Linked DNA regions of Mus musculus: region 2 is linked to region 1. The links are chromatin loops, found by intact Hi-C in ENCODE. Cell type or tissue: heart. All regions are shown on one strand. Each heading gives the region's core, and the rest is flanking DNA. Links, peaks and the distances in the headings are about the cores only.

What was found. Peaks named below come from ENCODE experiments on the same cell type or tissue, not always from the same donor. Only the 100,000 strongest peaks of a DNase experiment are listed, where the experiment ranks them.
Region 2: a loop joins it to region 1, with 6 times the contacts of the local background. A loop is called at or near these places in 11 of 42 quality-filtered maps.

What each region holds. Positions count from the first base shown.
Region 1 is chr14:74,942,188-74,953,462 of GRCm38, reverse strand. Lrch1 (leucine-rich repeats and calponin homology (CH) domain containing 1) reads left to right here and starts at 5,586. Exons shown (of 19, transcript NM_001252132.1): 1 at 5,586-6,079. The coding sequence starts at 5,803. In heart, for the core only: CTCF peaks have their summits at 4,424 (motif pointing right) and 5,543; DNase peaks (open chromatin) are centred at 4,482, 4,822, 5,562 and 6,532; H3K4me3 peaks cover 3,219 bases; H3K27ac peaks cover 2,559 bases.
Region 2 is chr14:74,863,017-74,874,291 of GRCm38, reverse strand. All of the region lies in intron 1 of Lrch1 (leucine-rich repeats and calponin homology (CH) domain containing 1), which reads left to right. Among named protein-coding and RNA genes, the nearest start is that of Gm52135, 50 kb to the right of the region's middle. In heart, for the core only: no CTCF peak of the experiment used is centred there; DNase peaks (open chromatin) are centred at 2,771 and 6,531; H3K27ac peaks cover 4,634 bases.

The DNA of each region.
Region 1 (11,275 bases), core at 1,407-9,406:
AGAAAGCACAAAGCCCTGGGCTCAATCTCAGACACCTCATCTGCGGGATGTGGTAGTGCACACTCATAATCCCAACACTTAGGGGGTAAAGACAAGAGGCTCAGGAGTTGATTAAAGCAAGCCTGAGATATATAGGGTGAGACAACATCCAAGAGTAGTGTTTGGCCTTTTTGATAAGCAAGTAACATGAGGAGAGCTGTGAGCTCATTTTGGCAGTCTACTTATTTTTTTTCAAAAAGAAATATCAATATTATAATTATCAGTGTTTCTCTTTTTCTGCCAGAAAAAAGTAGGAAAAGCACAGTCTCAAGACTGTTCAAAATTCTTTAAATTCAATACATTCAATTTTATAAAAAAATAATTCATCGAACATCCTAACTTTCTCCAAGTTATTGGGGCCATTTTGTCACTAACTGACTCACAGACTAGTGGTCTGGAACACGAGCCAAATGTCTGAAACATGTCAAGATAGTTATATTTATAATCTTCAGAGAAATCCGTGTTGATGGTTTTAGCTGCTTTGCAAAACTGAAAGATCTCAGTCAGGCAACATGATTTATTGACTCATCCAGACACGGATGAGAACAAAAGGCCCAATCCCTGCCCTTGAAAGCTAGTGAGCACACATGCCCTGATCACTTACAGGTATTTAAGACAAATATTTACAGATATATTACAAAGAGAATACTTTGGTACTGAGAACATGTATGGGAGTGACCAGAAAAGGGTGGTGTTCATTAGGGAATATTCTGGCTTCTTTTTTTTTTCTTTCTTTTCTTTTTCTCCTCCTTCCTCTTCCTCTTCTTCCTCTTCTTTCTCTTCCTCCTCCTCGTCCTCCTCGTCCTCGTCCTCCTCCTCCTCCTCCTCCTCATCCTCGTCCTCCTCCTCCTCTTTCTTTTGAATGAGGAAACCAACGCAGAGAGGTTAGAGGACACTGACATAAATAAATGTAAATAAGGCTGAACTCTGCTGATCTTGGGGTCAAATGCCTGTTCTGATTTGATCATGGTCTCCACGTGTTTTTGATTGATTTTTCACCCAGAGATTGATGGGAGACCTCATTGGCTGTGGATGGCTGGGCATGGTGTCAGCTTCTTCTTGTCCAGTTAGCTTTGAGCAGAGGGGACCATAGAACACGGACTGGATTTTGGGTTTCTACTCAAAGAGAATTCTTGGTGAGTTTCAGTAGACAATATGTTACAAATAGAGTGGTTCCATGGGGGGTTAGATGTATGACCTCCCTGCAGACACTGAGTCCAGAAGATGCTGAAGTCCTGTAGCCTGCCACTCACCTTAAATTCTCTCTAGATTCCCTGTAATATCTGATTCATGTGTAATAGTTCCCAATATAATATTGTTTCAGGAAGGATGACAAGGGCAAAAACAATCTGTATATGTTTGGTTGACTTTTTTTTTTCTGAGTGTTTTTAGTTCTTGGATAGTTAAATAATGAGGCTACAGGGTTGGGAGTGCCAACTTTGGAGCCCAGGAGAGCTCACTGTTTACTAGACAGTTCAAAGAAACCAGAGATGAGAACCTGAGACACCAGACCCTGGGAGGGAACTCAGTCAGGATCCTCTGGGTGATCCGCATGGTTGTGAGTTCATTTCCCAATGAAACAGCAATAGCCGCACGACACAACACAGTCCCTCCTAACAGACCTTATATGCTCAATGACAAGGAGAGGACTCCAATTTTAGGAGAAATGAAATAAACAGGGCATCTAACAAAAGAGACATGTCCATGCTTTTGAAGAAACAATGAAGCGGCATGAGAGCCATCCAAAAGGACACATGGCATATCTTGATTTTTTTTTTTTTTTTTTTTTTTTTTTTTTTTTTTTTTTTTAGAAATATTCAGGATTAGTGTCAAGAGGCAAGGATTCCTCTCAGTTTGAAGAAAAAGCGCCTCCTTTTGTGCAGAAAAAAATCATTTAAAACTTTAGAGCTATCCCAGCAAATAGCAACTTGCTATGAGACATTGTGCAGCCTTTACATGCAGAATACTGTAGGTTTTGAGATACTGGGAAGGAGAGAGAGGCTAAGAGGATTTGGTTACAGAGTTTGCAGGTTGGAAATCTGCACAAGATACAAGAGACTACAAGGACCAGGACAGGACAGGACACTGGGGGGCGGTAGGGGGGACTTGGATATTTATCCAAAGTATACACTCATTGTCTTTGCTCCTCTAAGAAAGGATTTTTAAATTTAAATCTATTTTTATTTAAAAGAAGTTATTTATGCCTGTTGTGGTGGGTGTATTCAGTCTACCTCTTGTTCTGACCTAGGTTTGTAGTCCATTGGGGATGGGGGCAATAGTCTTCATCTCCCTGCTAGATTTTAAGCAAAAGGTCACTGAGGACAGGGGAAAAAAGAAAGATCAATTTTTATATGATGTAAATATGTTTTCACTTAAGTAACTTCAAAGTCACGTTAGACCCTTTTATTAGTGTATAGGCTTGCTGGCTTGCTTTTTTTGGGGGGGGGCAACTTCACACAAGCTAGAAGGTCATCTAGGAGGAGGGAACCTCAATTGAGAAAATGCCTCCATCAGGTTGGCCTGTAGGTAAGTCTGTGGGTGCATTTTCTTGATTGATGATTGATGTGGGGGGGGGGCCCAGCCTACTGTAGTCAGTTCCTTGTGTGGGCAGGTGGTCTTGGGTTGTATAAAAGAGGAGGAGGAACAAGTTGTGAGGAGCCAGCCAGTAAGAAGCATTCCTCCAACGACTGCTTCAGCTCCTGCCACTGCTCTGACCTCTCCTCAGGATGGCTAAGCTCTAAGCGTAAACCTTTTTTTTTCTCTAAATTACTTTTTGCCGTGGCGTTGATCACAGCATTAGAAAGCAAAGCAGGGCAGTGCATGTTCATTGTGTAAGATTGTAGATTTTCATAATGACATTTTTGTTAAAGTTAGCTATGTTCTTTTCTCATATCTCCTCCCATTATCTTCTCTGGTGTCCCATCAAACAAGTCCCCCTTCTCTTCCCAGATAGGCCCCTTTCTCGGTCATCAACTCTCTGTGTTAGAGTATTTGTCTTCCTGAGTCTGGCATATATTGCACAGTATGCTGAACTCTGGATCTATCCATTTCCTCGCAAATGACACAATTTTGTTCTTCCTTATGACTGAACAAAACTCCGCTGTGTATATAATACTGCCTATTCTTTATTCAGATGCCCAGGCTGATTCTATAACTTGTCCATAGAGCCACAGATGTGTGTGTATTTGTAGTGTATTGGCTTAGGCTCCTCTGGGTGTATTCTCTAGAATGCTGCAGCTGGATCAGAACTCTTTATACAGATGTTCTGTTTTTTTTATTTTAATTTTCTTTTTATTTTCTGCACCTGGCATTCTGTCTTTATCTTTCAATATTCCACCACAGTATATAATATAATATCAGAATGTGGTTCTACCTTTATTTTAGTTTTGGAAGACCCTTCATGTTGATTTCCACAGTGGCTATACTAGTTGATGTTATTGCTAAAGGGACCTAAGTCTTCCTTCCCCTCCTCTCCTTCATTCTCATCAGTATCCGATGCTGTTTGTTTTAGTGCTAGCCATTTTATCTGGTGGTAAGATGTATTCTCATTGCAGTTTTGATTACAGCTCCCCCTGGTTAAGGACTCTGAACATATTTTGCATCTTTTTTTTTTTTAAATTATTTGTACTTTATCTTTTGAGAAGTGTCTGTTCATTTCATCTGCCCATTTGTTGACTGGATAGATTTCTTGGGTGTTTAATATTTTTCTGTCATTCTTTTAACATCCTAGATATTGACAACCTAAATTTCAAATGATGCTGGGTAGTCAAAACAATACTGAACAAAAAAGGTAATGGCTGGAGGAATGGCAATAGAAGATTCTAAGTATCACAGAACTGCAGGAAGAAACACAGCATGGTGTTGCCACAAAACCACGTAACTCAAAGGAGCAGAAGATTCAGGAATGAATCAGTGCAGCTGCACCTAAGGCTACCTCACTAGGTACCCAAAGCACACACCAGAGAAAAGAAGGTCTCTGGCACATCGCGCTGGGAAAGCTAGATTCTGCATGTGGAAGAATTAAACTGGATCTCTGTATCTTGCCCTGCCCAAAGATCAATTCAAAATGGATCAAAGCACTTAATATAACACTCAAAAACCTTAAATGGTCAAAGGAAAACAGGAAAAAACCCTCCATGATGCAGGAATTGGGAAGGATTCTCTGAAAAGAGCCCTAAGCTCACAGGAAATGATTACAAAAACTGTCAAGCAAGATTGAATGAAATGAAAATGCTTCTACACCACAAAGGAAGCAACAGATCGAAGAGACCGCCTACAGAACAGGGTGAAAACAAAACTAAGCTTAAGGCACAGTTTATGAAATCATAGAGACTTGAAGGAAGTGGAGCCAGAGAGGAGGAAGGTGGTGGGGGGTGAGGGCGGCACACCACTAGGTGGCGCCTGTTTCTTCCGGAATAAGTAGGATTTGCTCTCAGCCTGGAATCTCAGGAATTAAGGGGTAGCCCTGTAGCGAAGTCCATGCAAGTGACATAGATCATGTCATACTTAGTGCTGAGCCCAAGAAGTCATTAGGTCCACGCGGCTGCCTAGACTATCACAGATCTGCATTACTGTAGTATGTATGATAAAGTTGTATCATGTCCATACTTCACTCCAGCCTCATTTCTCCAAGCCGAGTCACTCCATAGAGACTATCAAGCTTTGGGTCCCAGGCTGTTAAGGTGTGGGAAGGGAATGGAGGCTTTATCAGTCTTCCAGCTGGGTGGCTTTAGGTGACACAGGTCCTCTGGCTCTTCCATGGGGTGCAAGGCCTGGCTCAGGCGCCCACTGTAGGTCAACCCATGGCAGAAGATTTGTTTGCAATCAGACAGTTCAGTTCCCATGCCTCACATGAATAAGAAGGTGGCGCACCCGGAACATTTCATAGTACCTAGGCTTAGGTTTAAGATATGACCTTTGTGATCACTAGGTCTTTGGCGTTCTAACGCTTGGAGTAATAATTTGGGTATTTTATCATAAAAATTACCCTTTCTCAAAGCCCTTCCTCTATAGATTTGTCTATTTGCCCTGAAGTCTTTCTTGTTCCTGTGGTCTGTAGTGAAGGTGCAAAATTTTGGTGACTGTGGGCTGCGTGTTCGAATTCTGCAGGGGTGATCGCGGCTCGCTTTAACTTCCTCTCGCTGAAGGAAGCAATTTTTCCACTCACAGATTTCCTGGATTTAGTGAGAGATTTTGTATGGTAAGCACCTAAATGCCAGGGGGCGTCCGTGAGGGTAAACCCACAGTGGAAAAACTGCTTTTGGGGGCAACTCTGGATCAATCAACCAGAACCACTCTCCTCCCTGTGACCTTGTATTCCAAATCTTGTCTCCCGCCTCGCCTGGGTTTTCATAAACGGCTTAAAAAAAATCCCAGAAGACAAAAACGAAACCGACAAAATACCCTGGCCCGCAGATGTGTAAACTACAAGGGGTCGGGCTGGAGAGAAAGTCACCCAGAATGTGCATCCAGTTCCAGCCAGCTTCGGGGGTGGAGCGCCAACAAGCTGCGGAGGAGGAGCGGCGGGCGGGGGCGCGAGCACGAGCAGACACAGGCGCGCCACCGCTGCCGTCGCTGCCGCCGCCGCAGCCCTTGGCTCCCCCGGCTGGAAACCTTGGCGATCGAACTGCTGCCTCCACCTCTGCGCCGCTTGCCGCCCCTCCCGCAGTCCCGCGGCTTTCGAGGGAGCGCTGCGGGGACTCGGGACCGCCGGGGAAACCTGTGACCCCGCGCAGGAGCGGCGGGGCGGGGGACCGGGAGAAGATGGCGACGCCGGGAAGCGAACCCCAAGCTTTCGCGCCCGCTCTCTCGGTAACCGCCCTGCACCCGCATCTCCACCAGCACCACCAACACCACCAACACCACCAGCACCACGGAGGCACCGGCGGCACCGGCTTCAACCTGCCCTTGAACCGTGGTTTGGAGCGCGCGCTGGAGGAGGCGGCCAACTCTGGGGGCTTGAACCTGAGCGCCAGGAAGCTGAAGGAGTTTCCCAGGACTACGGCCCCGGGACATGACCTCTCGGACACGGTTCGGGCAGGTGAGACAAGGCCGGGGCTGGCCACGCGTGTGCGAGCCGGGCTGTCGCTCCTTCCCGCCGGGCCCGAATGTGTTACTAGATTGGCTCGGCAGGAGCGGGTTCTGCAACGAGCACGGTGGTTGTAGCGGGCACGGTGGTCCTCCTGGCCCCGGCGACCTGCGACCGTGGTGCAGGAGCGCAGGGATGCGCCTAGGAGCTGTTCCTGGCGCGCGGGAAGTGGGGGCATCTCGGGCGACCGCGAGCAAGTCCAGAACACGAACCAAGTCGTGGACCTCTACATGGAAGCATTCTGCGTCCTGGTGGGTGGGGAAGGCCAGACAAAGGTGGCCGGCCGTCGGCTAGCCCTGTCCTCTCCGCGTAGTGTCGGGGCCCCGGCCTCCGCGCCGCGCGACCGTGGCTTGCTGCAGCCAGAGAGGCGGTGCCAACCTTGGTTCTGCGCCTGTGCGAGCAGAGGCTGGTGTCTGGCTCTCCGCCCACACATTTTGGTTCCCTCCACCGGGGCTCCCCGGTTCTCACTAACCCCGGTCTTTGCGGGGGCCCTGGAGGGGAAGCGTGGCATAGTAAATGAAAAGTAATTAAAGTGAGCCTGTTTGCCAGTGTGAGCCCGGCAAGTTGTAACCCGCGCCACAGAGCAGCCTGCTTCTTCAAGTTGTGTCATGTGTTGACATATTTTGGAGATGTCTGCTTTCCCTTTAGTAGTCGGAGTTGTGGGAGTGGACCCATAAACAGGAAGGAGGGTGGTGGAAGAGGGTTGGGGCCTTGGGAATCCGTGCAGATCTGACTTAAGTTTCCGACCATATCCTGTTCTGTTCTTTGCGGGACGATTTGTACCCCAGCGAGCGCCTAGCGTTTCCCAGGGCAGTGGGTGCCCCACTTTTGTGCCATTGCCTAGACCTCACGACTGTCGTTGTCTCTTCCGACTTGCATCAGGTCTCTTAGGCTTCTGAATGGCTTGGCTTTCAGATGGGGTCCTTCAGCTACTTATAAAGGAAGACTAGGGGGCGGGGCAGGGGAGCCAGCTGTGGCTTTCGGAGGCTAGGTTTCTGGTTAATTCCATAAACATTTAATCAGGAGACCAATTGAAAATTTAGATGGAGTTCTGAGTCCATTGGAGGCTAGAAGCACTCCTCTGGAGTCATTAAACGGTGATATTTGGGTTTAAGGATTGTCAGGAATGGGTAAGCAGAGGGGAAATTCCAGAACTCAGTTTTCAACAGCTGGAGAGGCTCTTGATAGGACCTCATAGTTACAGCTTCTCAAGTAGAAGTTATTCTAAGAGTCGCCTGAATCATTAACCTTAAAAAGTCACCCCATGTTTTCCTTCCCATCTGCCATAGTTAGAATGGCTGTGTACTGCAGAATGGAGAATCAGAATGCCCCATGCTAACGTGTTCGCGCTATTCAGTAGCAGGCTTAGAGTTATTCCAACACTTCAGTATTACTCATGATTCCTCCCAAGGTTGGGTAGAGTTGGCATGTGTGCTGTGCTGGCATGTCTTTGAGAATACCATTGCTTTAAAAGTAGTGGAGGGAGGTGTTCATCTTTCAGTTACCGCCTCTGTGAGTTGACACTGTGTGGAAAGGGTCCTTCCTTCCTGTTCTCTCTGTGTGCGGTGGGGTGTGCAGGTGTCCAGGCATTAGGAGTGTTACATATATTTTAATGCTCCTAAAATCCTTAAGTAGTCAAAAGTAAGAGGCTTCATGCTAATTCTCCACCCTAAAACAGTTACTATTTTGGAGCAGCAGCGGCAAAAGAATGTCAGCTACGTTTGTGGGCACTTAAGGCAATACCATAAAGAAAACAAAAGCAAAAACAAAAACAGTAGCTGAAGAGTCTGTTGTTTTATGTAAAAGTTTCAACATTCACATGTGTTAAGGATTGCTTGCCTTGACCTGAGTCACACATGTGAGTGAGTATTCCTCTCTTCTCCAGAAATGCTTAGGTTGGACACGGGGACTTTGCCTGTGAGCCCAGTAGTTGGAGGCCAGTCTGGACTTAGTAGTAAATTCCAGGCCAGCCTCCGTTACAGGTTAAGGCGGCCCTGACTCATTCTTCATGCCTATACACCCCCACATCCCCCAAAGAGTGTATTAAATTGAGCATTATTCTTTACTTGTGAAAGCAACAAAGCAAAATAAAGACATTCCGTGGGGGGTGTTGACATTTCCTACACATAAGGGAGTTGAGGGAGATGTTGAACCTTTGGTAATAATAAATCCCATACAGATAGTGGCTTCTCCTGGGCTCAAACATCTAAGGATGGACTATGACGATCCTCAAGACCCTTTCATAAGTTTACTTGGGTAGTGGGGAGCCTTTTCTCTCTGTTAAGTTATGTGTTTCATTGTGTCTTGTAAAATTTAGCCTTTCCAGCAGCTATTTCTACAGACAGCACCACATACTTGGGCCACACAGCCCAACTGAACAGAGATGTAAAGTAAGAGATGAGAGGCCCTGAACTGCTCAGTAGTACAAGAAACCAAAACCAAAACAAAGACCTTCTTAATTTCACTTTTAGGCTGTTATTTCCCTGAAATTCAATCAAAACAGCATGCTTTGTGCCAAGACAGGCAGTCCTGTAGTAAGTAAGCTTACTGGGAAGTAGCTGGGGACAGTGGCAGAGGCGTTACTATCCTAGACTGGATTAGAACTGATGTGGGCATGGTACTTACTTGGCTAACTGTGAAGTCTGTGTCAGGAGCACAGTTGGAACATCATCTCCCCGTAGAGAGAAGCCAGGTTACATGCTTAAAGTCATACCCCTGCTGAGACACAGACCAGTGATCTGAGTCCTCAAGGCTTCTCTCTAGTGTTTGTGTCCTGACCGAAGCCTGTTGGGCAGAGGGCAACCGTGGAGAGAGTAGAATTTGGGAGGCTTCTTGAAGGTTCATTCCATAGACCTTCATCCCTTCACCTGTTCTGTGAGGTCCCACTCTGGTTTGAGGAAGGGATGGGAGATAAACAAAGCAAAAGAAAACAAAACAAAATAAAACAGTTTATCTTGCAAGATGAGTAAGAGGGGTTTTTTGGATACATGCAATACCTTTGTTTTCCAAACACAGGCACTGATTCTCATGGACTTGAGGTTGCTCATAACAAGAGTACGTGATGACCATCATAAGTGTAGACAGAAACACAACACTGGGTCTGATGAGAAGAAATAGACAAAGGCATGTCAGTGAAGCACCCCCGTCCCCGCTAGCGTTGATTTATCACATAGCACCAGTTCAGATGGAGGAGTTCAAAGTGGGTGTTTATATGACTGGATTCAAAAGGAAAGAAATCTGAGAGTGGCCTCCTGTGTGAGGCTCTAGAAAATAAATAATAATAAAAAAATCCATGTACAGGACTTTGGAAATTAATAGTTTAGCCAGGCCTGTTGGCAAGGGCCTGTACCTGAGGGTTACAGGAAGGCTAGGAGATTAGGGATATCCGTTTGTACATTAGACCGTGCCTGAAAAAAAAAAAAAAAAAAAGGTCGGTGTTGTGACCAAAAGGTCGGTGTTGTGACCGAGTGGTGGAGTCTGTCATTCTGAGTGTCTTACCAAGACTAAATGGGGAATGGAGAGCTTGTCTAACCATGTGGCATAACTACTCACTGAGACTGGACCCGATAGAACTGGCCTGTGATCCCAGCCTCTTGGGACTGAGAGAAGTGGATCACAGTTTCAAGGCCTTCTTGAACTACAAAGTGAGCTCAGAGCCAGTCCAGCATCTTAGTAAGAGCTTGTCTCAAAACTGAAAGTGAAAAGAGGGTTTGGAGAGATTGCTCAGTGGTTAAGAGCACTGACTGCTCTTCTGAAGGTCCTGAGTTCAAATCCCAGCAACCACATAGTGGCTCACAACCATCTGTAATAAGATCTGTCACCCTCTTCTGGTGTCTGAAGACAGCTACAGTGTACTTACATACAATAATAAATAAATCTAAAAAAAAGAAAATTAAAAAAAAAAAAGAAAAGAGAAAAGATGGTTTGGGTTAATCACAAGGTGGTGGAGAACTGGGAGCCTGTATGAGACTTGGTGGAAAGGTTCAGGGCTTGAACATGCGAGGCAAGTGCTCTACCGTTGTGCCATCCCTACCCCCGGCATGCCCCAGGAAGTGAAGCTGCAAAGTGTAAGACATGAAAAGCCAAGTGTAAAGGGTTCAGGAAGCCACCGGAGGAGCCCCACGGGACAATCGATGTCCAGACAGCACCGGCACTGTGTGCAGCCTTCAGAGGCCTCCTGCAGTGGAGGGAGGGTGCCTGACAGGGCTTGCAGGGTTGGATGTGGGTAGACATGACCACGAAGCATTTTCTGGTGGGAAAGATGAATCCAGGATGGGGAGGGAGAACCTGTCATTAAAAGAAGAGAGAGGATATTTAGGTCTGGCTTCTGGTCACATCCTCTCACCCCACCTAATAGCAGGTGACAGGGTGACAGGGTGACAGAGCCCCTTTTCACCCCACTCCTGCTTTACTGGGGTGACAGAGCCCAGAGCTTTTATGAGGGCTCTGGAATTTGTCAGTGGGTGGGACTGTCATCTTGCCTGCCTTAACTCTACCTCTTTTCAGTGTCTGTGAAGATTCAAGATCTGGGGGCAAGCTTCTCTGCAGCAGGCTGACTTCCTCTACCCAACTCCCTCCACCGCCTCCCCAATAGCTGCAGAGTCCTTGGATATGAGCATATATGAGCCCTTGGAATCCATACAGAACTTGGTAATGAAACCTGGTTTTGATAACATGCTCTGTGCCATAATTTTGGCCATGAAGATTTTTTCACTGTTAGAGCGAGACATTTGAATCCACCACCCCTTCCCTAAGACAGGGTTTCTTCGGTGTAGCCCTGGCTTCCCTGGAACTCATCCTGTAGACCAGGCTGGGCTTGAACTCAGACCTGCCTGCCTCCCTTCTGAGTTCTGGGGTCAAACGCATACGCTACCAGGCCTTGTCACATGTGTTTTCTTAAACCTTGTGTTCTTTCTTTCACAATGTTGGTCAGTGGTGACGCCTTTAATCCCAGCACTTGGGGGGCAGAGGCTCTGCCTCTGTGAGTTCAAGGCCAGCCTTGTCTATAGTGAGAGTTCCAGGAAAGCCAGGGCTACACAGAGAAAAATCCTATCTTAATAAAATAAAATAGACAACAACAACAACAACAACAACAAAAAAACAACAAAAACTTGTATAACTATACCTAGTCTAAAGAATTGATTTGTT
Region 2 (11,275 bases), core at 1,706-9,705, 79 kb after region 1:
CGTTTCATCCGTTTCCACATTGCTCCTTCCCCTGATTCTCCTCAAGGATGTATATAGATGTTCCCCTGTGCATCCCTGATGAATATCTTAGGTCTCGGGGGGGGGGGGGGGGGTAGTAATGCTTTCTCAGAGAGCTACCCGTCCTTCCATTCTGCACCCTGGCTGTGCCTGTGATCCAAGAAGGAGTACTCCGCTTGCCCTGGCAGGCTCCCAGGTACTTGTCCAGAGACTCATCCACACACAGGTCCATGTTTCTTGGAAACCTTCCTCAACCTTTGTCAACCAAGCAGGATTTTTACCATGTTTAGAAATGTCCCTCTAACTCTCTGTACTTTCTCTTTTGTTTGACTGTCTGCCTTCTCCATCAGTCTGAGTGTTACTATAGGTTATAAATTAAGTCTCACTCATGTCCGTATATACTAACATGGCATATGTGTCTCATAAATGACATCTCAGTAAATGACTGTGTGATTGTGGGAATGTTGCAGTGGTTTTTGCTGGAGTGGGAAGGCACTTACAGGTTTCCCCTCAGTACTCATGACCTACTACTGAGTAGCAACCTTCCATGATCTCCAGAGGGAGGGTTTTTTTTTTTCCCCTACTTTTATCTCCCCATCCCCCATCATGGTTGGGGGTTAGACCCAGGGCTTTCTTTACACATGCTCAGTAAAGGCAAGTGTCATATGACTGTGTTGCACTCCCAGATCCCAGGATGAGCTTGCTGGTGAGCAAAAGTCCTGAGGTTGAATGTGTCCGACCGAAAGACTGCAGTGAATTAATTGTATAACAGTTTGTTCAGGGGGCTGGGCCATCAGCACGGTTTCATGTTTAATCCGTAAACTCATGTGATAACCCATGTTGCATTGTACTGCTGTGATCTCTGCCCAAACACTCTCTGTTGACTGCTTCTTACTTCACTACTCCCCTTCTAGTTTTGGGAGCTTCTCTATCTCCTACACTCCCAGCTAACTGGGTCGGCGGACCTCAGAAGGAACATCTCTCTGTCCTCACCAGTCACAAGCTCGGTTATCCACATCTGTGTCTGTATCCACTAGCTAGCCTCTCATGCTGAAGGAGGACCATCAGTGGACCTGGGGAGGGCACACCACCAGCTACCTGCTTTAGAACTTAGGCCTGTCAGCTCTTCAGCTCTGTTCCTTCTCTTCTAAAGTGTGTTTCCCTTCCCTAAGGCTATTCCTGTCAGCATGCAAACATGCTGACGCATTTCCTCCCTATCCAAAGCCCCTTTTGCTCCATTTTATTTTGGTTTACCTAAACCCACTGTGACTTCTCTTCTAAAAGTTTTTGGTTGTGGTAGAATAGCTATAGGCTGCACTTTCAAGTTTACTGTAGAGTCGGGCATGGTGACCTAATCAGGAGGCAGAGGTAGGTAGATCTCTGAGTTTGAGGCCAGCCTGGTCTACAAAGTGAGGTCTGGGACAGCCAGAACTACATAGACAGTTCTCTAAGAAACAAATAAATTTTTAGTGTAAATGTTTGCAAGGTCCAGGAGTATGAAGTGCATCGCATTGTTGTGTAGGCAGTGTCCAGGACTCTGCATCTTGCAAAACAGAAACTTCTTCAGTTAAACACTTGTCCCATTAGACGAGGCTTCCCTTCTCCCACAGACCGTTTCTTCGTCTTCTGCACTGCCCTGCCCCTGTGTGACTCAGGGCCTAGTGCTCCACTCTCTTCTCATGCTTCCACCAAGTTCCTTGGTGGTTTCTCTAGAGAGAGATCTTAACTGTGCCACTTAGGTCCCCACAGCCCTCCAAATGTTGTCTCCCAAGTTCTCACCTTGCATGCTTCTCTGCTTCATATCTTTACCTGTGTATGTAGTGGACGTCTAAACAACTCTCCAATGACCTTGACCTGCTCCAGGTGCCTGCCCAGGTTGACTCCTGAGGGTGGTCACTCCCTGCTTTCCTGCAGAACTCACAGCTGGCTACTCTTTTTTTCTCAGAGCTATGTCAGCAAATCTTGCCAGCTAGGCTTTCAGTTGCTCACTTTTCTTGTTGTTAATGTTGCTATGACAACATTTGACAAGAAGCAACTTAAGGAAGGAAGGAAGGGCTTATTTTGGCTTACAGTTAGAAGGGACTCCGTCCCACCATGACAGGGAAGGCGTGGTGTAAGGAGCAGGAGGCAGCTGGTCATGTGCATCTGCCTTTAGGAAGGTAGAATCAGGCTATAAAACCTCAACATCTGTCTTCAATGACCCACTCCCTCCAGCAAAGGTCCACCCGCTGTAAGTCTCACAGCCTTCCCAAACAGTGACACCAGCCTGGGGTCGGCGTGTTCAAACACATGAGGCTATGGGAGGCATTTCACAGTCAAAGCACAACAGAAGGCACGAGCTGAGCCTGACCACTGTGTGTTACGTCTGTCCGTTCCTCTGTCCGTCTAGCACTTCAGTTTAACTGCACTCTTTCCTTGTCCTGGTTTCTGCAGGCTGAATACACTTCTAATGAGAGTCCTTTAAAAAACGAGTTAGATCCTGGTTAAACACTCCAAGGGATAGTGGGTGCTGGATATTTGCAGCTGTTGGAATCCCCAGGTCACTGGACACCTCGTGAGTGCCATGTTCTTATTGTCTTACATGGGTTCTCTCAGCCAGAACCCACACGGTCTTCCCCAGTGACCCTTCAATCTGCCACCCTGTCCCCACGCTAGGGCACTCACTGACCCTTCACTGGAGGAAAGCATCTGGCTCCTAGGTGTCCTGGGACACGTCTGCTAATCTTTGTAGCTCTTGATCGTGTGAGCTCCTCCCTGGTCACTGGGTTTGAAAATCCCAGCCCTCCCTGTGCTTGTGGGGCTTCTGGCTCTCTGTCCTTGGTTCTACCTGCGGGGTTGGTTTGTCTGGCCTCCCTAGAATGTCAGTTCTGGAAGGCTGGGGTGTGGATGACGTCAGCTGTGCTTGCCTTCTGTGTAGAACTATTTCTGGCATGTGGTAAGCACACTGTCAATATTTATCAAGTAACTCTTCAGTTTTTACAAACCAGACAAGGCTATTTTATTGCCTATCTCCCTCCTTCTTAAACTTCACTTGAAATTTTAAAGTCTTATTTCATCCAAATGGTTACCAAGATGATTTTTGAATTTCACCAAACAGTGTATATATGAAAATGCCCTAATGAAATTCATTATTTTGTATGCTATCTAAAAAAATTCCTAAGATGATTTGTTTTCTAAGAACATATATATGAAATTTTAATTTTAATTTTTATGGTGCTGAGCCTTTCCCCCTCCCCCCAAGATAGGGTTTCTTTGTGTAGCCTTGGATGTTGTGGAACTTTCTGTAGACCAATCTGGCCTTGAACTTAGAGATCCATCTGCCTTTGCCTCCTGAGTGCTGGGATTAAAGGTGTGTGCCCCCACTGCCTGGCTAATGCTGAACATTTTTATACTATGTCATTAATGATACATTTTTTTACTTTTATGTACACAGGAAATTGCTATAGATTTTCAAATAGTCTTACATAAAATTTTTCTTTTCTGAAGGATATTACACTTAAGTATGTTATAGTAGTTTTAAATCTTTTCTATCTGCATGGGAGTACCACTGGTAATATCTTTGAGGGGTTTGGTGGCAATAATTTTTCCCCCCTTCGTCTTTTTAAGGAGCAGATTGAAATGGGCGCAGTGGTCACTTCTTGACGTTTTGCTTGTTAGAGATTCTTCTTACTGATGGGATTGATCCCATGTGGGATCAATTCTGAGGCTCCTGTGATTTCCACTTCAAGATGCTGTTGCTAGCGTCACTGTTTCTCGTGTTTGACATGAGCCATTACTTGAGTTTCTTGAGTCGCTAGTTAACCTGAAATTCTCTCCACATCAAAGGAAAAGGTTCATGTCCCTGTCTTGGAACCATTTAAAGTGGTGCTGACACCTTCTGTTCCAAATTCATTGATCTCTTAAGAGGGGGAATAATTTTATCTTTGATGGGGAAAGGCCTGATGTATGTGCTCTCCTCCCTGGCACCGTTCACATTGCTCCCCCCCCCCATCCCCCACAGAACTGCTGGAGCCTCCTCACACTCCTCCTTGCGTTCAGAGAATCCGGTCTCCTCGCCTCTCCTCACCCACTGAGCAGCTGCCCCAAGTTATGCTGCACCTACCAGGCAATCCCAGGCTCCTCTGCATCTGGAGAAAGCTCACTCCTACAGCAACCTGTGCCCCTGTGTGCCCCTGTGTGCACCTGTTCGCACCCCACTGAGCTGTGTACACCTTTCCACGCTGAGATTGTCCTCTTGGGAGCCATGACCTCCCAGGGTCAGCTGTAGCCAGTTGAGCTCGGGCTGTTGCTATCTGTTCCCTTTGAATCATTTCACTCCCCAGAAGTATCTGCTGCGAGCCAGTCTGGCACATGGCTAGCAGCATGAGGAGCCAGCCGAGGGATAGGTAGACTGAGCAATGGATGGCGGGACAGAAAACTGTTGTGCGATTTAGTGGACAGAGAAGCCATCAAAATGATTTTTAAGATTTTTTTTCCCCCCACTCATTATAGAGAAGCATAATTAGTTTGGCCAGCCACCACAGCATGTACCTGTGATCCCAGCACTTTGAAAGCTAAGGCAGGAAATCCATAAGTTCAAAGCCAGCTTAGACTAAATAATAAGACGTTGTCTCAAACACCCTCTCCTCAAATAAAACACATATACCCATATGTATATATATATATATATATATATATATATATATATATATGCATAGTTAATTTTAAAAAGTATAATTAGTTTGCTGGTATCTCATATGAAATATGCTTGCCAGTTTAATCTTAAGCTACTTGTAACTCAGACCTTATTTCTTACTATCTAATGGAATAAGACAGGGCAACGTGTTTGTCTCTATCCTCCCTAGAGCCCTTTGCTCCCTGTGGGCACCACTCTGAGGGCTTACTCTGAATGTCCCTGTCCAACCCTTTCAAGAATTCTGGAGCAGCTCCTATTCTTGTCTTCATGTTACAGGTAAAGAAACAGAGGCATAGGCAGATCTGTCCTTTCCAAGTCTTCTGAGCCAAGTGGTAGGGACAGGGCTTGAAGTTACTTACACTGGGTGGCCCAAGAACCTGCTCTCCAACCGTGTTTGACATTGCATTCATTCAGCAACATTCACAGAGCTCTAGCTGTGTGTCTCAGGGCCTCACTGCCGTAGAACTTATGAAGTTAAATACGCAAACACCATACACAACTAAATAGCTATCTGTGTGCTAAGGGAAAAAAGAAACTATGGGACAGAAAATGGTTGTGATAGATAAAGCTTTGAGAGCTTATCAGTGAGAGACCTACTTCTTGGTGGATCTCAGAGATATGTGCCTGAGAGCTGGACTCTCTCCAGGCTTTTAGGAATTTGCTTGCTATTTCTGCCTGTTTGCTCCTCGAAGTCTCTGGTGGTAAAATCTTCAGAGTCAGGACTCAACATTGCCTGGAGCCTTGTTCCCTTATTCTAATGCCCCTCCTGTGGTGAGTGTTGAATCATGGGGCTGGACTCTTATGTGTGTGGAGAGTGATAGGAAGTAGATTTCCCAGCTAGAAGGCTTTGTGGGGCAGCGAGGAAGTTCAGATGGAGAGATAGAGGAGACCTGGCCTAACTAATTGGAGAAGGGTGGTGACCCTAGGCCACCCCACCACCCAACATGTCCTCAGGAGAAGCCACAATATCAAAGTGGAAAGAGCTTTCCAGAGCATTTGGAGGTACAAGGTCTTAGGTGCAAGTGAGCCAGGGCTTTGCACTTCCCTGTGACGGGCACACATCTCACCCAGTTGACAGGACCTCATGGCTGGTACTGACACAGTAGTTCCTAACTATCTTGTCTCAGTCACTGTTCATCCAAAAATCACAGTCAGCTGTGATCCAAAAATAACATAAGCCTTCCCCCTCAATAGAGAGACCAAAGCCACACAGCTTTTATCACAGTTTGTTATGGAAGCTGTTCTACTTCTCTCTCTCTCTCTCTCTCTCTCTCTCTCTCTCTCTCTCTCTCTCTCTCTCTCTCTCTCTCTCTCTCTCTCTCTCTCTCTCTCTCTTTCTCTCTCTCTCTCTCTCTCCCCTTATTGGTATTCTCTTGCTTTGCCTAGTTTGTAAATTCCACTTTATCATGGGCACACATATAGAATAAAAGGATAGGTGGGCTCAGTACTATCTGGGCTCTTTAGGTATCTCCTGGGAGTCTGAGGCTGCAACCCTCTTGGGTTAGGAAGGGGATGCTGGCTTCTGAAGTTAATTACATGGTAGTATGTTTATGGTCTTGCTTGGTTTTCCTGAACCGGCTCATGATAGTGATTTCCAAGAGTGGGACTTTTCTTCTGACCACCAGGATATGGTCCACAAGGTCCCCAGCTGTCCTGGCCCATCAGAGCTTGTACATGGAGGATGCTAGTGGCTGCAGATTTCGGATGTTATTGCTGGCACACAAGGGATTCAACCCGTTCCTCGTGAACTACCACTTTCCGTTTTTTATACAAAAACAGCGTCCCTCCGCTCAATCTTGCTGACTGCACACTGGGTTCCACATACTGTTTTCCTTCTCTACCCTGCTTATTTTTACTCTTTTGGCCACTTTATTTTAGGGATTTGCAATGCTTGCTTTGGCAGCGTGATCCTCATTGTTTTATTTCTGGCTGCTTGGCTTTCGTGTGAATACTTCAATTAAGTAGCGGATGTGGGCAGACCGTGTCTTAGGGGTGCCGGTTTGCTGCCCCGAGTGTGTTTGTGTTGGTGTGTACTTGACTCTTCACTGCAGAGCAAGACCCCAGGGTGGGATTCCAGCAAGGGCAGTTGCCCGCCTGGGCTGGGTGGAGAACAAAGGCACCCAGGAGACGTCCCTTCATTTGGAAAATGTGTTAAAGACCTGATCAGAGGTCACGTAGCTTTCACAAGGCTGTGGAGTGTCTACTGACCAGGCTCAAAAATGGGCCAGTTAATGTTTTTTCTTTTTACAAGATTTACTCAGATGGACAGTCAATCTTTCCGAGAGCTCGGCTTCTGAGGCTGAGCCGAGAAAGGGCTCTCAGGAAGCTTTGGTGGCTGTTCACACAGCTGGGAATTAGTTCTGCTTTTTACTAGTCTGAACCTTACTGGGAATTACAGAGGCATCTGCCTTGGCTCGTTATTGTTAAGGAGGGAAAGAAGAGGGGGCTGTGAAGATGGGTCACTCAGAAGTACTTGCTGTGCAAGTGTGAGTTCAATCCCAGCACCTACTTTAAAAATAAGGTGTGTAGGGGGTGGGCAGAGACAAGAGGCTCCCTGGGGCTTCCTGGCCAGCTCCAAATAAGCCCAGAATAGAGACCAGGGGAGGAGGGGAGTCTTTCCAAAAAATAAGTAGGTGGACAGCAAGGGAGGAAGACACCTGGTGTGGAGCGCACATGTCAACAAAGGAAGGAGAAAATCTAGTTTTCCATGTCCGTGGCTCTTTCAAAATATGTACAACTTCATTCCTGGTTAGATTTTTGTTGCCCGGTTTGTATTGGAAACTTGCTGAGAAGACAATGGGAGTAAGGCTCAGATCCAGCGAGGGCTGACTCCAACTTGGGCAGTATTTTCAGCCCCACCTTTGGATCCTGCTATGGGACTCTCTGTGTGTCCAAACCAACATCCTCTCCAGATTAGCCCTGTCTCTGGGCACACACTTTCCCAAAGTTATATTTTAAGTACTTACTATGCCTAAGAGATACATAAAACAAAAATACCTCTAACCTGTAAGCCACTTGCCCTAAGACAGATACACCCTGAAATGCTGAGGGCTATTTATATAAGAAGTGTTTGCCCCCCAAAGCAGCTTGACCCAACCTCACCAGATGTCCCTGATCACATGTAGGTGGGAGGTACAGAGGCAGGACATATGTCAGGATATATGCTTGCCCCTGATTGGATGTGGTGGGAAATACCTGGCTTTATGGGTTTGCTTTTATAAGCCTTTGTAAAATGTGACTCGTGGCCATTTTCTGGGAACCCCGGAATAGACCTGGCCAGAGTCCATCATCCTGGCCAGTATTTAATTAATGCTTGTTTCAAAATTGGCTCAAAATTGTAGTAGTGGCTTTGTTCTCCATGGTGGGACCGGGCAGGGGTGCTCATTGCCCTTCCCCCATCCCTGTAGACTGTCGGGGCATCATATGGATACCACAAGAATCCCCATGGCTCCAGTCGTGATCCCCAGGCTTCTGAAGTGACTCTAACATGCCAACAGGCTGAGAGGTTCTAGGGAGGTTTTTACTTAGGGAAACAGCCCTAAATGGAGTCACTGATATCCGCTCTGTATTTATAGAAGCCCAAGAACTGTAAATAACCAAAAAACAAACACAAATCACCCCTCCAAGTTCACGGTCCCTTGCAAAGCCTGTTTATCTCTGCATGGCTCAGGTCTTCCTGAGTCTTTCACCAAAGTGTACCGTTTGCTTTTAGATTTTGTCATTGGAGATTAACAAGTGAATTGCCCTCTTAGCCTTTGCTTCATGTCTAGAGAGCATTTGCTTTTCCTGTTTTTTTCTGGAGTGGAGAACATTTATTGTTCAGACTTTGGGGGTGTCTGCTTGGGCTCTGATGCCTTCTGTTAGGAGCCTAGGTTAGGGGTTTGCTTTCTGTCCTGTGCCTTTGATTATAGCTAAGTCCTAAATTTACTTTCTCTCCCTTCCTCTCTTCTCTACCCCCCCCCCCACCTCTCCCCTCCCCTCCCCTTTCTCTGGACTGCCTCCTTCCCTTCCCCTCTCCTCTTCTCCCCTCTCCTTTCTCTTTCTCTGACCTCTCCCTTTCCTCTCCCTTCCCTTCTGCTCCCTCCATTCTTTAGCCCTCTCTCTGACCCTCCTCTTCTTTCTGTTTTTTTTTTTTTTGAGGGGGGGGGTGCACAGAAAGTAGGCGCTGTAGCCCACAGCTGGCCTCTGAGTGCTGGGACAGGATCATCCAAGCCTGGTTCTCAGGTTTTCTTCCTGCCTTCCTGCCCTCTTCCCTCTCTTCCTTGGTTTAGTGCTTGGTTTTCAGGTAACATGAAACACTGGGACTGGACTTTATTCTGTAACCTGATACCCTGAGTGCAAACAGCTCAGTGCAGGCTTATTGCCCTTTCTAGGCATCTTTTCATTTGCTCTAGAACATACATGGAGCTCAGAGGAGAAGGCGGCGGCCTATCCACATTTTTGTACTCTTCTTTCTGTCTTCCACTAACAAGGTTGGGAATTAAACAATGCTAAGAGGCATAGAGAAAACGCAGCCATACATTTGAAAACCTACCAAGCCCAGTGCTTCTCTGTTACTGCTAGAGACATGACTCAGCTTCCCTATGGCCTTGCTCAGAGACCATGTTGGCTACATTTTGGTTGTACTTTGGACGAATCAAACTAGAAGATTGATTTGTTGCCCTGGTCTTGTTGGCATCATTCCATGAAGAAGGATGGTCTCCTAGGGGGAGCTGTGGAATTACCACTGTGGTTTGGGCAAGCCACCCAAGCCTGTTCTTACCCATAAGTTGAAGGCACTTATAGTTTGCATGAGCATCTGCCAAGTGCTAGACAGATTTCACCAGCTGTATCTGACCTTACAGCCAGGACTCAGCCTGATTTAGAACTTATGTGTGTATATATATATATATATATATATATATATTGATCTTATTTATTTTTGAATTATGTCTATGTCTGTGTGTGGGTATGAACAATGCTTGTCCTTTGGAGCAGGAGTTACATTAGATTGTCAGCCCCAATATGGGTTCTGTGAACCAAATTCAGGACCTCTGGAAGAGCAGTACAGGCTCCTAACATTGAGCCCTCTTTCCAGTCCCCGATTTCGGTCATATTAGAAGCGTAGTTTGGAATATCCCCCATGGTTTATTGTGATCGTGCCTCAGTTTTCTTTTAAATGGCTAAGCTCCTTGAATGTGTGTGGCTTTTTATTTCTGTAGAGAGCATATACTTGGGAAATGTTGGACGGATGTGTAAATAATTCATCATGAAGTTAATTAACCCCAACAGACTGTTTGTTTTGTTTTAATTTCCACACTGCTGACCGAGGCAGCTGTTTTTGTGTAGGCGTTGGCAGAGTCTAGGCTGTGTGTAGATTTCTGACCCTCTAATGTAGAAACTGACACAAATCTAGAAATTCAGGAGCTTATGGCACGGGGCGGGGGGAGTTGTCAGTAGCTTGGTGGATATGAAGGTCGACTTATTTGGGTGCAGTGAAGACCTGCTCATGGCGGATACCCATGGTCAACAGCTTACAGTGTTTCTCAGCCTGTGGGTCACAACCCCTTTGGGGGTTGAACAGCTCTTCACAAGAGTCACCTAAGACCATGGATAAACAAAGATATTTACATTATGATTTATAACAGTAGCAAAGTTATAGTTATGCAATAGCAATTAAAATAATCTATGGTTGGGGGTCACCACAACATAAGGGACTATGTTAAAGGGTCACAGCCTTAGAAGCTTGAGAAACTACTGGCTTAGAATTTTCTTTGTTTTATATATATATATATATATAAACTCCTTAAAGGATCATTGAAAAGGTATATAAAGAATAATAAATTAAAAACATCATGTTTAAGATAGCTCAGTTGGTAGCACGTTTGCTTAGTGTTCACAAGGCCCAGGGTTTGAGGTCTGAGGGTCATTGAGCTCTGCACAAACCTCTAAACCAGATATACCAATCCCTGCCTTGAACCTGGCAGGGGGATCAGAAGCTCAAGACCACCTACTACTGTGTAGAGAGTTTAAGGTCAACTTGGGCTACATGAAACTCTGTCTCAAACCAAACACAGCCATAATAGTTTCAGATGGGTACGATAAGGCAGGCCCTGTGGTTGAAAGGTTAACAGTGGCAGCTGAGGCAAGAGGGTTGTGAGTTCTAAGCCACCCTAAACCTGCATAGGAAGATCCTGTCTCCAAAAGGAAAAACAACAACAAAACCCCGAAACCAAGCAAGCAAACAAACAAACAAACAAAAAGAGCCGAATAGCAAGATATTAGACCCAATTTAAAATGAGCAAGAATTAAGGCTTTTCCCTTCAGCGGTTAGGACTAACGCCATCTTTGGAGAAGCTTTGTGGATGAATCCTCTCAGAAGTAGTAATGGGAGGAAGCCGCTGACCGTTCGCTCCTCCACACTGGGAGACCATGGAGGAGATAGGAGGCGAGGACAGCAAACAGCCTGCACTGTAAACACTGTAGTCGGGAGACTACACGGCCAGGTTTTCTCTCTGTGAACTTCATGGGATTTTCTGAGCTGAACTCGCCCGGAAACAGCGTGTTTTCTGGGTAGATTTCCTGCTTTGTGGCACAGGAAAA